Regions from separate parts of the Homo sapiens genome. Here region 2 is linked to region 1. A link is an interaction called in ENCODE POLR2A ChIA-PET data of the cell type or tissue named here. Cell type or tissue: MCF 10A. All regions are shown on one strand.

What was found. ChIA-PET counts read pairs that join two places held together with the same protein. Peaks named below come from ENCODE experiments on the same cell type or tissue, not always from the same donor. Only the 100,000 strongest peaks of a DNase experiment are listed, where the experiment ranks them.
Region 2: POLR2A ChIA-PET joins it to region 1 with 40 read pairs; 6 of 35 experiments call an interaction of 5 or more read pairs at or near these places.

Annotation. Positions count from the first base shown.
Region 1 is chr18:12,603,576-12,611,575 of GRCh38, forward strand. All of the region lies in intron 2 of SPIRE1 (spire type actin nucleation factor 1), which reads right to left. Among named protein-coding and RNA genes, the nearest start is that of SPIRE1, 51 kb to the right of the region's middle. In MCF 10A, a CTCF peak has its summit at 1,148; DNase peaks (open chromatin) are centred at 3,496, 3,926 and 4,956.
Region 2 is chr18:12,548,203-12,556,202 of GRCh38, forward strand. The region is part of intron 2 of SPIRE1 (spire type actin nucleation factor 1); the gene reads right to left. Among named protein-coding and RNA genes, the nearest start is that of SPIRE1, 110 kb to the right of the region's middle. In MCF 10A, no CTCF peak of the experiment used is centred here; DNase peaks (open chromatin) are centred at 4,049, 4,859 and 6,032.

The DNA of each region.
Region 1 (8,000 bases):
TTTTTTTTTTTTTTTTTGAGATGGAGTCTCACTCTATTCCCCAGGCTGCAGTGCAGTGGTGCAATCTCGGCTCACTGCAACCTCCGCCTCCTGGGTTCAAGCAATTCTACTGCCTCAGCCTCCCGAGTAGCTGGGACTACAGGTGCCCGACACCACGCCTGGCTAATTTTTGTATTTTTAGTAGAGACAGATTTTCACCATATTGGCCAGGCTGGTCTTGAACTCCTGACCTTGTGATCTGCCTGCCTTGGCCTCCCAAAACACTGGGATTACAGGCATGAGCCACAGCGCCTGGCCTATCACCAGTAGTCAATGATTTATGCAGTCATTCCAACATAACGAAGCTTCCCTAAAAACCCAAAGGGACTGGGTTTGGGGAGCTTCCAGAGAGCTGAACATGTGGGGGCTCCTGGCGGGTGGTGAGCCTGTACTGGGCACAGGAGCTCCACACTCCTTCCCATGTGCCTTTCCCATGCTTCTCTTCATCTCGTCACCAGTACCCTTTGTAGTATTCTTTATAATAAACCAGTAAACCTGTTTCCCTGAGTTCTGAGAGCCACTCTAGCAAATCAGTCAAATCAGTGTATCGAGTAGGGGGAACCCCAATTTAGAACAGATGGGTCAGAAGCATAGGTGAGAACCTATTACTTGCGATTGGTGCTCAAAGTGGGGGTCAGTCGTGTGAGGCTGAGCACTCTCACCCTGTGCTCTCTCCAGCAAGAGAGCATCAGAACGGAACTGAATTAGAGGACACGCAGCTGGTGTCCACTAAAGAATCCACCAGAGAACTGGCTGCTGGTAGGGAGAAATCCCCACACACTTCTTGGTGAGCAGAAGTCACAGAAGTATTCTGTATTGAGAGAGTCAAGGAGATAAAAACTGTTTTTTTCCAGAGGAAAGTTCTGTATTTTTCATCAAATTTTCAGTGAGATCTATGATCTGCAAATAGAAAAGGCCCACTGCCCTAATATATCCTAATATATATCTGAGTTGACATGATGGCCTCCGGAGTTTGCCTCACTGTGTTTAGTTCTGTCATTTATTTCTTCAAATATCTCTGCATGACCACTAGGTGCAAGACACTGTTTGTGAGCATTAGAAACATGGCAGAAAAAAACACCAAGTCTCACTTAGTGAGGGAAGGGAAGGGTCAGAGTGAACGTTTTTGGACATAAATCAGATCACATCCTGTCAATCTGTTGAGAACTCTCTAGTGGGTGCACACTTAAGTTCATAGCAGCATTCTTCACAATGGCCAACAGGTAGAAGCAACCAGTTGTCCACCAAACAGATGGATAAACAAAATGTGATGTTTATACACAATAAAATATGATCCAGCCTTCAAAAAGAAAGAAGCTCTAACACACTATAGCATGGTTGAACCTTGAGGACATTATGCTAAACGAAATAAGCAGTCACAAAAGGATAGATACTGGTAATTCCACTTCTATGAGTAACTGGTCAAATGCATAGAGACTGAAAGGAGAATGGTGGCTGTTGGGGAAAAGGAAAAGGGGAGTTGTTATATAATGGGTAGAGTTTCAGTTTTGCAAAATGAAAAGGTTCTGGAGATATGTTTCACAACAATATATTTAACACAACCGAACTATAAACTTAAATGACTAAGATGATCAATTTTTTATCATAATTTTAAAATAAAAGGCTGGGCATGGTGGCTCACGCCTGTAATCCCAGCACTTTGGGAGGCCGAGGTGGGCGGACCATGAGGTCAGGAAATGGTCAACATGGTGAAACCCTGTCTCTACTAAAATAAAAAAAAATTAGCCAGGTGTGGTGGCACGCACCTGTAGTCCCAGCTACTCAGGAGGCTGAGGCAGGGGAATCGCTTGAACCCGGCAGGCGGAGGTCGCAGTGAGCTGAGATCCCGCCACTGCCCTCCAGCCTGGTAACAGAGCAAGACTCTGTCTCAAAAAAATAAAAAATTAAAATAAAATAAAGAAATTCTTTTCACCTTACTTATTTGCTAGCAGATTCTAGGAGGACAAAATTACTTATCCAAGCAGGCCAGCAATAAGAGAAAATCTCAGAAACGTGGTTTTAAAAAAATTACCACATGCATTACTGATTATTGAAATGAAACCTGTATTTAATAACACAGTCATATTATCTGCTACTTGAATTACTCCTAGGTACAAAGGAATTAAATACGTAATGGTACACAAATAAATATGAATATCTGTATTAGAGTACTACTAGCTGCTGTAATAAACTTCTCCAAAGGTTTCCAGATTCACTCAGATGAGAGCTTACTGTACCCAATGGGGCCCTACACGACCTAGCTCCCTGCTGCTTGGCCTCCCTCGTTCACCGCCACCTCCCCTAGCCACACTGGCCTCCTTCATGTTCTTGGTCCACCTAGGCATCTTCCCACTGCAGGCCTTTGTGCTTGCTTCTTCTTCTGCCTGGCTTACTCCCTCATATCACTCAGATCTCTGCTCAAATGTCACCTCTATTGAGAGGCCTTCAGTTTTTAAACAAAATTGAAAAATGGAATTGAAGTGAACCCTCTCCTCTCTGTCCACCCACCCCTGCCCAATTATACTCTATCCCTTGCCCCCCCTTTATTTTTCTTCATAGCACTTAACACCACAGAGTATTTTATATACATTTACTTATATATTATCTGTAAGTACTAGAATGTACAGTCTATGCAAGCAGAGGTTTTGTCACTTTTGTTTATTGACATACAACCCAGTGCCTAAAACAACTGTCTGGCACATTAAGTTCTCTCTTTGTACAAAGAAGGAAAAGAATAAAGACAGAAGAAAAAAGAGAGATAAAGAGGACAGGGAAGAAGAATAGAAAAGAAACAAAGAAAAAGGAAAAGGAGAAGGTGTCTGATAACTTAACTCAGGGCTATTCTCCTGGTCTACCTTGTTTCTAAAGCTGCTCACTTTCCTAAAACCAGTAAATTATTTTCTCTCTTTAATTATCTGATTTTTTTTTTTTTTTGAGACAGGGTCTTACTCTGTCGCCCAGGCTGGAATGCGGTAGCACGATCTTGGCTCACTGCAACCTCCACCTCCCAGGTTCAAGTGATTCTTCTGCCTCAGCCTCCCGAGTAGCTGGGATTACAAGCATGCACCACCATGCCCAGCTAATTTTTATACTTTTGGTAGAGACCGGGTTTCGCCATGTTGGCCAGGCTGCTCTCAAACTCCTGGCCTCAAGTGATCCGCCCACCTCAGCCTCCCAATGTGCTGGGATTACAGGTGTGAGCCATCGCACGGGGCCAGATTTTTAAATTAACAGTGTTAGTGCTCCCTTTTATTAGTATTATACACATAATTAAACAGCTGACTTACTCTTATACCTGCTGAACAATGGAATAAAACATAATTGTGTTAAGGACATACAACTTGCTTTCTACTTAGCTCAAGGTAAACAAATTTCAGAAAATATTTCAATTATCTAGGAAGTCATCTGATGCAAGAATAGCACCGAATCTGACAGCTTCATTACTATGCTTGTTTAACTGTGACTCACAGACTGTTTTACAGAAGAGTAAATTTCCTGGTTTCTAATTTCTTGAGGAACTTGTGACAATCACAAGGTCCTGTTTTTTTGAAAATGCATTGTGCTAAGTCACCAATATTCACAGAAAGACTTTAAAAAAAATAGCAGTTCGTTTTTTTAGAAAGACCTGTAACTGCTAAATTTCCCTTGTATCTTACACGTTTTTCTTTTGAGTGGCCTTCAACAGACATTTTCCATCTCAATTCCAGTTTGATTCTCTCCTAGCTAAAAATTATTGAGATCCCTAAAGAGACTCAATGTTATGGGAATCAACAAAACCATAGTTCTTGAGTTGCTGCCAGGCTCCTAAGGCATTGAATGAGCTTGGTTCTATGCCTCCCTTGCCCTTCAAGTACCCTTACAGTCATGGGACTGGGTGTGGGTTTTGACAACAGAATGGAAGAGACAGTTACACAGTCATTCATGACTAATAAGAAAGCTAAATGTATGTCTCCACCTTTAGGGTTTTCTACTCCACAGCACTACACACACACACACACACACACACACACACACACACACACACACAGTCTCTTGTTTTCTTATTACAAAAGCAAGTCACATTCATTATAATCTCAGAAAATAGAAGCAATCTAAAAGAAAAGTTAAAGACTTACCTGGGAATGTTTGTAACACACAGAAATGTGTTTATAACACAAATAAATGCATTTGTAACACAAAGAAATGTGTTGAGGTGACGGCTACCCCCATACCCTAATGTGATTATCACATTGCATGCCTGTATCAAAATATCTCACCTACGGCCGGGCGTGGTGGCTCATGCCTGTAATCCCAGCACTTTGGGAGGCTGAGGCGGGCAGATCACAAGGTCAGGAGATCGAGACCATCCTGGCTAACACGGTGAAACCCCGTCTCTACTAAAAAAATACAAAAAATTAGCCAGGCATCATGGCCGGTGCCTGTAGTCCCAGCTACTCAGGAGGCTGAGGCAGGGGAATGACGTGAACTCGGGTGGCGGAGCTTGCAGTGAGCCGAGATCGCGCCACTGCACTCCAGCCTGGGTGACAGAGCGAGACTCCATCTCAAAAAAAAAAAAAAAAATCTCACCTACTCCATAAATATATCCACCTACTATGTACCCCAAAAATTTTTTTTTAATTTTGTCTGAGGCTATCACTATTAATTGTTAATACAATCACTTATTTTTGTTCTTCAGATCATATTCTTTGCACTTTTAATACAATTGGATCATTCAGTACCTACTATTTTGTAACCTATTTTATACTACAATGAACCATTATTCCACATAATCAATTACATTCTATCCGTTTGTTTCTAGTAAGGTAAAGTCTTTTGTTGCACAATAGTTAGACATTTAGGTAGATTCCACCTTTCCTCTCTTACAAACAGTACTGCAAACAAGTATCTTCTTGCTTCATTTTCCCACATATTCTTAGTTATTTTCTTTGGAAAAGGTCCCAGAAGTAAAATTACTAGATCAAACCCATGCTCTTAGATGTGTGATATGTGTTACCCAATTGCTCTCTAAAAAGTTAACTCCAATCTCTACTCCAGCCTTTGCATATGAAAATACAGGTATTATCCTCTGGTAACTGAGTTCCTTTGTAATAAAGCTTTACATTAAGGTGATGGCAATAATAATATCAATAGTATCCACCATTCCAGGAACTTTTGTTCTACTTATTCTCTAATCCTTACAACAACAACCCAAGGAACAGGTGCTAATACCCTCTGTTTACAAAGAAACTGAGGTTCCATAAGGTTAAGAGTCACAAAGAAGCAAAACTGAGGATTACTAGTAGAACTCCAAAGCAGCAGTCCCCAATCTTTTTGGCACCAGGGACGGTTACACGGAAGACAATTTTTCCACAAATGGGGGTGGGGTGTGGGGATGGTTTTCAGGATGAAACTGTCCCACCTCAGATCATCAGGCATTATATTCTCCTAAGGAGCACACAACCTGGATACCTCGCACGCACAGTTCACAATAGGGTTCGAGCTTCTATGAGAATCTAATGCCACTGCTAATCTGGCAGAAGGCAGAGCTCAGGTTGTAATGCTCACTCAACCACCACTCACCTTCCTAACAGGCTGCGTCTGTAATGGTCTGTGGCCCGGGGATTGCAGACCCCTGCTCTAAAGCATTCAAACGGTACACAAATATTTTAAGGAAAATAGAGTCTGCTCTAAAGTGTGTGGTATGCTAGAGAGTTCATATCAAGGACTATCGAGAGCCAAGCTGTCCAATATTCAGGAATCTTACAAGCTGGTTGATGAAACCTCTGATAGCCTGAAACTGGCAAGGTGGGAGTACTTATAGCACAGAAATTTGTGTTTGGGGGGTTTTTTGAGAGCCAGTTTACCAGCACACCAAATTCAAGTAGTAACATTTGTCTTCCGTTTTCCCAGCCATTTCTCCTTTTCATTACCCTGGTAAGAAAGGCTGGCTTCAGTCTTCTCTTGCTACAAGCTAGGTAGAATCTGTTCCAGTCTCAACGATCTGAGACCTATTTCTGGGTATTTCTGTCTGCAAGAGTCAAAAGGTAGCTCCACTCTCCTTACTCTCCAGCATCCAAAGCCTCACCACCCTATTTGAGCACCTATCAGAACCAGGGCTAACATCATTTTATCTTGTGTCCTCACTGACATAAATCAGTACAGAAGCCAGAGGCTCCCACTGCCCATCTCCCAGAAGGCTATGCCTCTTCTGTCCCCATCTTCTATGCCTACTGCCCACCCCTCCCCACCTCTTGAGAGGCTTCCGGTGTAACCTCCAGAAGTAACGGTTCCCTAGATCTTTAACATCTCTGAAGGCCCCCCTCCACCTTTTTGCTCCAGACTAAACCTGAATCTCCTCAGGATCAATGTTGGTCCTCATTGTTCTTTCTGTCACAGTTATCAGGTTGCTGAACCTGGAACTGGGAGGAGGTCCTTCTTGCTCCTCACTGATGCTTCCTCCCCACCCCTCCCTCCTCTTCCCAGCCTGGAACCAGAGGTCCAACTACCATATACCAACTGTCTCCTTATCGCTGCCATCTGTTGCTCCCCAAGTTACCCGTTCTCCTGTCTCAAGAATTCTAGTTGCCGGTTTACTGTCACTCTTCTCTCTCAATTCTTGGTGATTTTAACATATGTATGCCTGACCCTTCCAATATTGTGGCCTCTCCTGTCTGTGAGCTCCTCTACCTAATGATCTTGTCCTCCACCTGATCTCAGACATCCTTTAACAGCCTCCACCTATCTTTCTAGTTCATTCCCTCTAATATTTGACTCCAGTAATCTTTCAACCCCATCAGGCCCTACCATCCATTGATCTTAAGTTATATTTACTTTCCCTCATTCCTCACCCCTATGCTCTAAACTTCCTTCTTAAGCAGGTTAAATTCTAAGATCAAACATTGTAATAATTTGCCCTTCAATCCCTTGCCTTTTCTCTCTTTGTACTCATTTGGACAGACCACACACTGGTTAAATCTACCTCTTCACTGCCTCCCCACCTGCATTTGTATAGCTGAATGTGGCTAGAGTAAAACACAGAAAACTATACTGACTGATCTTGCCTTAAATTCATGACCCTGAATCTTGTGTGGGTCATTAATGCTCCCCCCAAAACCACGCATTTCCTTGGTCCACTCACTCTCCCACTGTCCTTGGTGACTATAACTTCTCTTCTTCCCTCCTGAAACCTGATACCTCTTCTCTCATCCTCATTCTCAATGACCCTGCTTTCCATTTCACTGAGAAAACTGAAGTAACCAGAAGAGAACATCCACAAACCTCCCACCATCCCATCTCAGCACCTCGTAGCATCTTTTGACACACATACTGTCTTCCCTCCTGCCACTCTAAGTGGACTACCCTCATCCTGTGCAAAGCCGAGTCCCCATTCCTTTACTTATGCTCCACATCATATCCCCTCTCGCCAAGGTAATAACTCTCCAACAATTCTCTACTCTCCATTCTGCATCAATAATTTTCCCTTCTATACTGGATCGTTACTGGTGCAACAAACAAATATGTTATTGTTTCCATCAATTAAAAACAAAAAAACTTGCTAGGGTCCCACTTTCCTCTCCAGCTACCCTCAAATTTCCTGCTCTCTGGGTTATCCAGCCTCCATGAAGGCCCCTAATGGCCCCCACCCTCTTGGTATTCAGGTTCTTATGCAGTCCCCTCCCACACTGTGTCCATGTGATCAACAGAATACAGCAGAATAACGGAATGTAACTTCCATACATGGTAGCTTCTCTCTATATATCTTGGATCATCCTCTCTGAAAGAAGCTGGCTGCCTTGTCAGGAGGATACTTAAGCACTCCTATGGAGAAGAAGCCTATATAGTAAGTAAGAAACTGAGGCCTCCTGCCAACAGCCAGATGAAGTGAGCCATCTCAGAGGCAAGTTCTCCAGCTCAGGTCAAGCCTTCAGATGACTGCAGCCCTGGCCAATATATTGACTAAAACTTCACAAAACACTGAGCCA
Region 2 (8,000 bases), 55 kb before region 1:
TCCAATGTTTATCAGTTACTCCCAAAATAAATAAAATCTTTCATTTTCAGTATTTCATTTATAGCTGGTAATACCGCATTTTTAAAAAAGTGCATCACAAATAAAAAAGAAAGTCAGAAGTTTCTAACATGAGTTAAATACAAGAGAGTCATTGACTAGCTCTTAAAAGCCTCACTCAAAATTCTCTACAAAAATTCAAAAATTCTCTACAAAATCTGAAATCTACTTTACCAATGAAATAATATTTTCTCAACACTAGCATTCAAAATGAATATCATGCTTAAAAATTCTTAACTTCTAAGTTTTTAAACAATACTGTTTTAAAATATTTTTTACTGAAAACATGTAATATTTTCACTGGATTTACAGTCTGACCTGGCACTGTAGCCATTCTTTTCTTTCTTTTTTTTTTTTTTCTTCTTCTTTTGAGACAAGGTCTCACTCTGTCACCCGGGCTGGAGTGCAGTGGTACAATTACGGCTCACTGCAGCTTCAACCTCCTTGGGCTGAGATGATCCTCCCACCTTAGCCTCCCTAGTAGCTGGGAAAACAGGTACACACCACCAGGCCTGGCTAATTTTTTTTGGAATTTTTTAGAAACGGGGTTTCACCATGTTGTCCAAGCTGGACTCAAACTCCTGGACTTAAGCAATGGGCCTGCCTCGGCCTCTCAAAGTGCTAGGATTACAGGAATGAGCCACCACGCACTATTTTCTATTATAAAAATGAATTTAAACAATGGATCTTCTAAGTTCCAAGGCAATTGACTACTTTAGTTATCCCTCCTGGCAGTGTCCCAGGACAATCCCCACTTTGTCCACCAGCCTGTTCAGGAGAAGGTACCATTTCAGTGCTTCCCTGGCACAGGGTACACATTGCTCTCACAGCATGTACCATTCTCACCACAGGCAGGTGCTGCTTAGGGCAAGGATTTTAACTTTCAAAGACGGCAGAGCCTAACACTGTGGTGTGCATTAGAAAAAAACTTGTTAAACTGAACCTAGGGCAGTCACTTTAACTATCAGAGCGTCCCTACTAATATAATGAAAGCCTCAGAAATCAAAAAGTTAGATTACATTCAGTATATATATTTTTAAGGCTGAGAAGGTCTTGTTGCAATTATTCCCAGTGAGAAATCACAATTAACTGAGTTTTACATGATTGGATGACTCTAACCATCCATATAACCCTCCCCTTCTTTTTTTGTTTTGCTTTTTGTTTGTTTTTGTTATTGTTGTTTTTTTTTTTTTTTTTTTTTTTTTTTTTTGGAGACAGAGTCTTGCTCTGTCACCAGGCTGGAGTGTAGTGGCGCGATCTCGGCTCACTGCAATCTCCACCTCCCGGGTTCAAGGGATTCCCCTGCCTCAGCCTCTTGAGTAGCTGGGAGTACAGGTGTGCACCACCATGCCGGGGTACTTTTTGTATTTTAGTAGAGTCGGGGTTTCACCATGTTGGCCAGGACAGTCTCGATCTCCTGACCTCGTGATCCGCCTGCCTTGGCCTCCCGGAGTGCTGGGATTACAGCTGTGAGCTACCGTGCCCAATCAACCCTATCCTTCTTCCTAGGGAGGCGGGAAAAACCCTGTTATATAACCCTATCTCTCCCTCTAGAGCTGGGGGGAGAAAAATCACAAAACCATTGCAAATATCAACACCAGCGATGGCTTCCAACCATAGCAAAGACCCAAGAATCACTCAGCAAGCTTGCTCTTTTCTCTGCTCAATTACCTTGCCTACAGGAGCTGATCCATTCTTCTTCAAGAAGTCATTTTATATCATCTTTCTCTTTAATCCAACACTCTTTTCTGCCTCTCTAGGGCTCAGCTCCAAATAAAACAATCATTTTCCCACTTTCAAATGTACAAACTGATAGGAATCTCTACTTATTTTCCCTTTCTTCCTTTCACAGTGGAGGAGTAGGTCTTCTATTCCTGTTTAAAGGTCAGCCCCACTCTCCTAACCCCTCATACCCTCCAGTGCAATCCCATTTCTGTGCTCCCTTTACAAGCAAACCTCCCGAAAGGGCGGTAGCAATGCTGATGGTAGCAATGATGCCCTCATCTTTGCTATGAGGCTGCAGAAGGCCTGGAAGATGAAGATGAAAAGAGAAAAATCTCAGGTATTCGTTTGGATAGAGTCATGAAGGTAAGGCAGCAGTTTATGTAGTACTTGTTTTTCTCAAGAGTTGTTATTTCTTCTTTTTTTTCTAGAGAGACAGGATCTCACTCTGTCACCCAGGCTAGAGTGCAATGGTGTGATCGTGGCTCACTGCAGCCTCTGCCTCCTGAGTAGCTGGGACTACAGGTGCATGGTGACACCTGGCTAATTTTTAAATTTTCTGCAGAGATGAGGTCTTGCTATGTTGCGCAGGCTAGTTTTGAACCCCTGGGCTCGAGCAATCCTCCTGCCTTGGTCTCCCAAAGTGCTAGGATTACAGACATGAGCCACTATCTGTAATGCGCCCATCTCTCCCTTCCCTCCTTCCATTCACTGTTTAATTCATTCCCATCTAACGTCTTTCCTTCTGAAACCACTGAAACACAAATACTAAAATCACAAACAATCTCTATATATGAAGTTTAACCCATTCTCATCCTAAATGACTGCTTAATAGCATCCAACACAAGTGACTCACTTCTTCCGTTCTAAACACTCTGGATTCTAGATTTTCTCTCAGCAACTACTTCTCAATCTGTCTACAGATCCTTCCTCCTGCAACTGTTTAATTGATGGAGTTCCTCAGAGCTCATGCACTCTACTTTCTTCCAAAATCTCTTGCAAAGTGCTCTTATACATAGCCAATGCTATGAATACAATATGTATTCCGATATTTCCTTAACTTATATTACTAATCTACAGTTTGTCTCTGGGATGCAGGCAATATATCATATGGTCTACTTAATACTTCCATGTGAATAAGTAATAAGCACCTCAAACCATAATGTTTGTTTATTGTCTACTTTCTCCACTAAAATGTAAGGCCCATAATGCTTTGGATCTTGTCTATTTTGTTCACCATTGTGAACAAAATGCTGTATGTCATACAGCACTTGGTTCATAGCAGATGCTAAATAAATATCTCATAATTAAATTGGTAAGTTGTTTTATAACAGTAATACATCTACTTCTGAGTTCCTTTTTGTATATATAAAATAAAATATTTAGTAGAAATCTTTTCAAAAACTTATAGAATTGTATTCTTAAAAGTCTGGGTTGTGGCTGGGCGCGGTGGCTCACGCCTGTAATCCCAGCATTTTGGGAGGCCGAGGCGGGCAGATCACGAGGTCGGGAGATTGAGACCATCCTGGCTAACACGGAGAAACCCTGTGTCTACTAAAAATACAAAAACAAAATTAGCCGGGCGTGGTGACAGGTGCCTGTAGTCCCAGCTACTCAGGAGGCTGAGGCGGGAGAATGGCATGGCAGGAGGTAGAGCTTGCAGTGAGCCAACATCACGCCACTGCACTCCAGTCTGGGTGACAGAGCGAGACTCCGTCTCAGAAAAAAAAAAAAATATGGGGCGGGAGAGGGGTGGAGCAAGAGAGCTGAATAGACAGCTTTATTGATCATCAGCCCTGCAGGAACACCAAATTTAACAACTATCACAAAAACGGCACCTTCATAAGAACCAGAAATCAGTACCAGGTTTTAACTTCAGACCACCGAAAGAGGCACCAAAGAGGGTAGGAAAGACAGTCTTGAATTGCTGATGCCACCCCTCCTCCACCTCCTGGCAGTGGCCATGGGCCGCAGAGAGAATCTGTGTGCTTGGGAAAAGAAAAGCACAGCAATTGTGAGACTTTGCACCGAATTCAGTGCTGTCCTGTCACAGGGGAAAGTAAATCGGGCTGAGGCCAATGCCCACTCACAGAAGGAACATTAAGACCAGCGCTAGCCACAGAGGAATCGCCTAAATGCCTATCCCCGTAGTGGGAACTTGAGTTCTGGCAAGCCTTACCACTGCGTGCTTAAGTGCTCTGAGGCTCTAAATGAACTTGAAAGGCACTCTAAGCCACAAGGACTGCAACTCCTGGCAAGTCCTGGTGCTGAGCTGGGCTCAGAGCCAGTGGACTTGTGGGGTACATGACCTACTGAGACACCAGCCAGGATGGCTAAAAGAGTACTTGCACTATCCCTCTCCCAACGCCAGGCAGCACAGTCTGCAGCTCCAAAAGAGACCCCTTTTTTCCACTTGAAGAGAGGAGAGGGAAAAGAGGACTATATCTTGCATATTGGATACCAGCTTCAGCCACAGTAAGACAGAATAAGGGAGGAGACCACCCCTCATATTGTCTTATGCCCAATTTCTGCCTCCAAAGAGAGAAGTAAAAACTAAAAGGCAGAAATGAAATCCACAAGCAGACAGCCCGGCACCACACCCTGGGCCTGGTAGTTAAAGATCAACCCCTGACCTAATTGGTTATTTGCATAAAAAAAGCACTGTGAAGATCCCTGTCCTATTCTGTTCCGTTCTAATTACCAGTGTATGCAACCCCCAGTCACGTACCCCCTGCTTGCTCAATCAATCACAACCCTCTCACGTGGACCCCCTTAGAGTTGTGAGCCCTTAAAAGGGACAGGAATTGCTCACTCCAGGAGCTCTCTTGAGACAGGAGTCTTGCCAATGCTCCCAGCCAAATAAACCCCTTCCTTCTTTAACTCGGTGTCTGAGGGGTTTTGTCTGCGGCTCTTCCTGCTACAAGAACACCAGGCAGTCATGAGACCCCCATTCCAGGCCCCAGCTAATGGATTTCTAGGTATACCCTGGGGCAGAAAGGAACCTGCTGCCTTGAACAGAAGGAACCAGTCTTGGCAGGATTCATCACCTGCTGACTAATGAGTCCTTGGGCCCTAAATAATCAGCAGCAATACCCAGGTAGTACGCCATGGACCTTGGGTTAGACTACAGGATGAGTTGGCTTCAGGTGAGACCCAGCCCCTTCCCCGCTGTGGTGGCTAAGGTGAAAGACTTCTCGTGCTTGAGTAAAGCAGAGGGAGAAGTAAAAGGGGCTTTATCTTGCAATTTAGGTACCAGCTTGGCCACAGTGGGGTAGAGCACCAAGTAGGCTCTTGGGGCTCCCAGTAAGAGGACTTGGCTCTAGGACAGCATTTCCGGATCTGCACTGGGCCAGAGGGGAGCCCACTGCCCTGAAGGGTGAGTCCCAGGGCCTGGCAGCATTCACTAAAAACTGACTGGAAAGGCCTTGGGCCCTCAATGAACATCAGCAGTAGCCTGGCAGTAATCCCCATGGGCCTGTGGTGGTGGCCATGGGGTGAGGCTCCTCTGCCTGTGGAAGAGGCGAGGGAAGAGTGGGAAGGACTGTGTCCCATGGTTTGAGTGCTAGCTCAACCACAGTAGAACAGAATACCAGGCAGAAAAGTAGGCAGATTTCTAAGGTTTCTGACTCCAGTCCCTAGTGACCAGACAGCATCTCTAGACCTACCCCGGGGCCTGGGGGAACTTGCTGCCCTGAAGGGAAGGACAAGGGCCTGGCTGGCACCTACATTAAAACAAACAAACAAACAAAACAAACTAAAAAAACTTCAAATAAACAACCTAAAAATGCATCCTAAAGAACTAGAAAACTAGTTTCTAGAAAACTAGAAAACTCCAAATTAGTAAAGGCAAAGAATAAAGATCAGAACAGAAATAAATAAAAGTGAAACAACACAATACAAAAAATCAACAAAACAACAAGTTGATTTTTTGAAAAGACAAATAAAATTGACAAACCTTTAGCCAGACTATGAAAAAAAGACAAAAGACCTAAATAAACAAAATCAAAGACGTAAAAGGAGACATTAGAACTGATACCAGCTGGGTGCGGTGGCTCATGCCTGTAATCCCAGCACTTTGGGAGGCCAAGGTGGGTGGATCACGAGGTCAGGAGTTCAAGACCAGCCTAGCCAAGATGGTGAAACCCCGTCTCTACTAAAAATACAAAAATTAGCTGGGCATGATGGCACGTGTCTGTAATCCTAGCTACTTGGGAGGCTGACGCACAGAATTGCTTAAACCTGGGAGGCGGAGGTTGCAATGAGCTGAGATTGCACCACTGCACTCCAGCCTGGGCAACAGAGCAAGACTCTGTTCAAAAAAAAAAAAAAAAAAAAGAACTGATACCCCAGAAAGTCAAAGGATTATTAGTGTCTACTATGAACAACTACATCCCAATAAATTGGAAAACTCAGATGAAATGGATAAATTCTTAGACACATACAACCTACCAAGATCAAACCATGAAGAAATCCAAAACCTGAACAGATAAATAATAAGTAATGAGATCAAAGTGATAAAAAGCTTCCCAGCAAAGAAAATCCTAGGACCCAATAGCTTCACAGCTGATTCTACCTAACATTTAAAGAAGAACTAATACCAATCCTTCTCAAACTATTCTGAAAAATAGGAGGGAATATTTCTTCCAAACTCATTCTCAAAGGTGAGTAATCCCCTGACATCAAAACCAGACAAAAGACACATCAAAAAAAGAAATCTACAGGCCAGTATCACTGATGAATATTAATGCAAAAATCCTCAATAAAGTACTAGCAAATCAAATCCAACAACACATTAAAAAGATCATGCATTAAAACCAACCAAGTTGTTGCATAGAGCTGATAAATTTCTCTGAATAGACATAGAAATTGATTCTCCCAGTCTTAACACTTGAAAAAGTTTCATTTGTCTTATCCAAGTTCCTTTCTCAGGAAACCACCCATCAGGCCTCCCAGAGTATGAAGGAGCTGAAACTTACCAGATCACTGCACCTGGACAATGAGAGTTCAAATCCCCCACCCATCATGATTGCCTAACCGACCACCTACTTCCTGTTGACCAACTTCTTTTCCTCACCCCTCCCTAACGCTTGTTTTCCCACACATGGTTACATTTCTTCCCTGTATATAAACCCCTAATTTTAGTTGGCCATGGAGATGATTTGAGACTGATCTCCCATCTCCTCAGCTGCAGGCACCCAATTAAAGCCTTCTCCCCTGGCAATAACTGTTGTCTCATTGACTGGTTTTCTGTCCAGTGAGCAGCAGTACCTAAACAGAATCCCTGGCACTTTGGCAACAGAACCAGAACCAGACAAAGACTTATCAAAAAAAAAAAAAATTTTTTTTTGGATACTGAATACCTAATTATTAAAAAAGAAAAATAAAAAAAGAAATCTACAGGTCATTATCACTGATGAATGTTGATGTAAAAATTCTCAAGAAAATTCTAGCCAACTGAATTCAACAACACATTAAAAAGATCATTCATCCTAACCAAGTGGGATTTTTCCCAGGGATGCAAAGATGGTTCAACATATGCAAATCAATCAATCTGACACATCATATCAACAGAATGAAGGACAAAAACCATATGATTATTCCAACTGATGTTGAAAAAGCATTTCATAAACTTCAACATCCCTTCATGATAAAAACCCTCAAAAAACTGGGTATATAAGGAACATATCTCAAAACAATAAAAGGCATATATGAGTAACTCATGGCTAGTATCATACTGAGTAGGGAAAAACTAAAAGCCTTTCTTCTAAGATCAGGAACACGATAAGGATGCCCACTTTCATCACTGTTATTCAACACAGTACTGGAAGTCCTAGCTAGAGCAATCAGACAACAGAAAGAAATAAAGGCCATTGAAACTGAAAAGGAAGAAGTCAAATCATACTTGCTTGCAGATGGTATGATCTTATATTTGGAAAAACCTAAATCTGAACCCCTCCCGAAAATCTATTAGAATTGATAAATTCAGTAAAGTTGGAGGATACAAAATCAACATACAAAAATCAGTCACATTTCCATATGCCAATAGCAAACAAGCTGAAAAAGAAATCAAGAAAGTAATCCCATTTACAATAGCTACAAAAAAAAAATACCTAGGAATTAAAGTGAAAGGTCTCTATAATGAAAACTATAAAACACTGATGCAAGAAATTGAAGAGGACACACAAAAAATGGAAAGATAGTCGATGTTCATGGATTGGAAG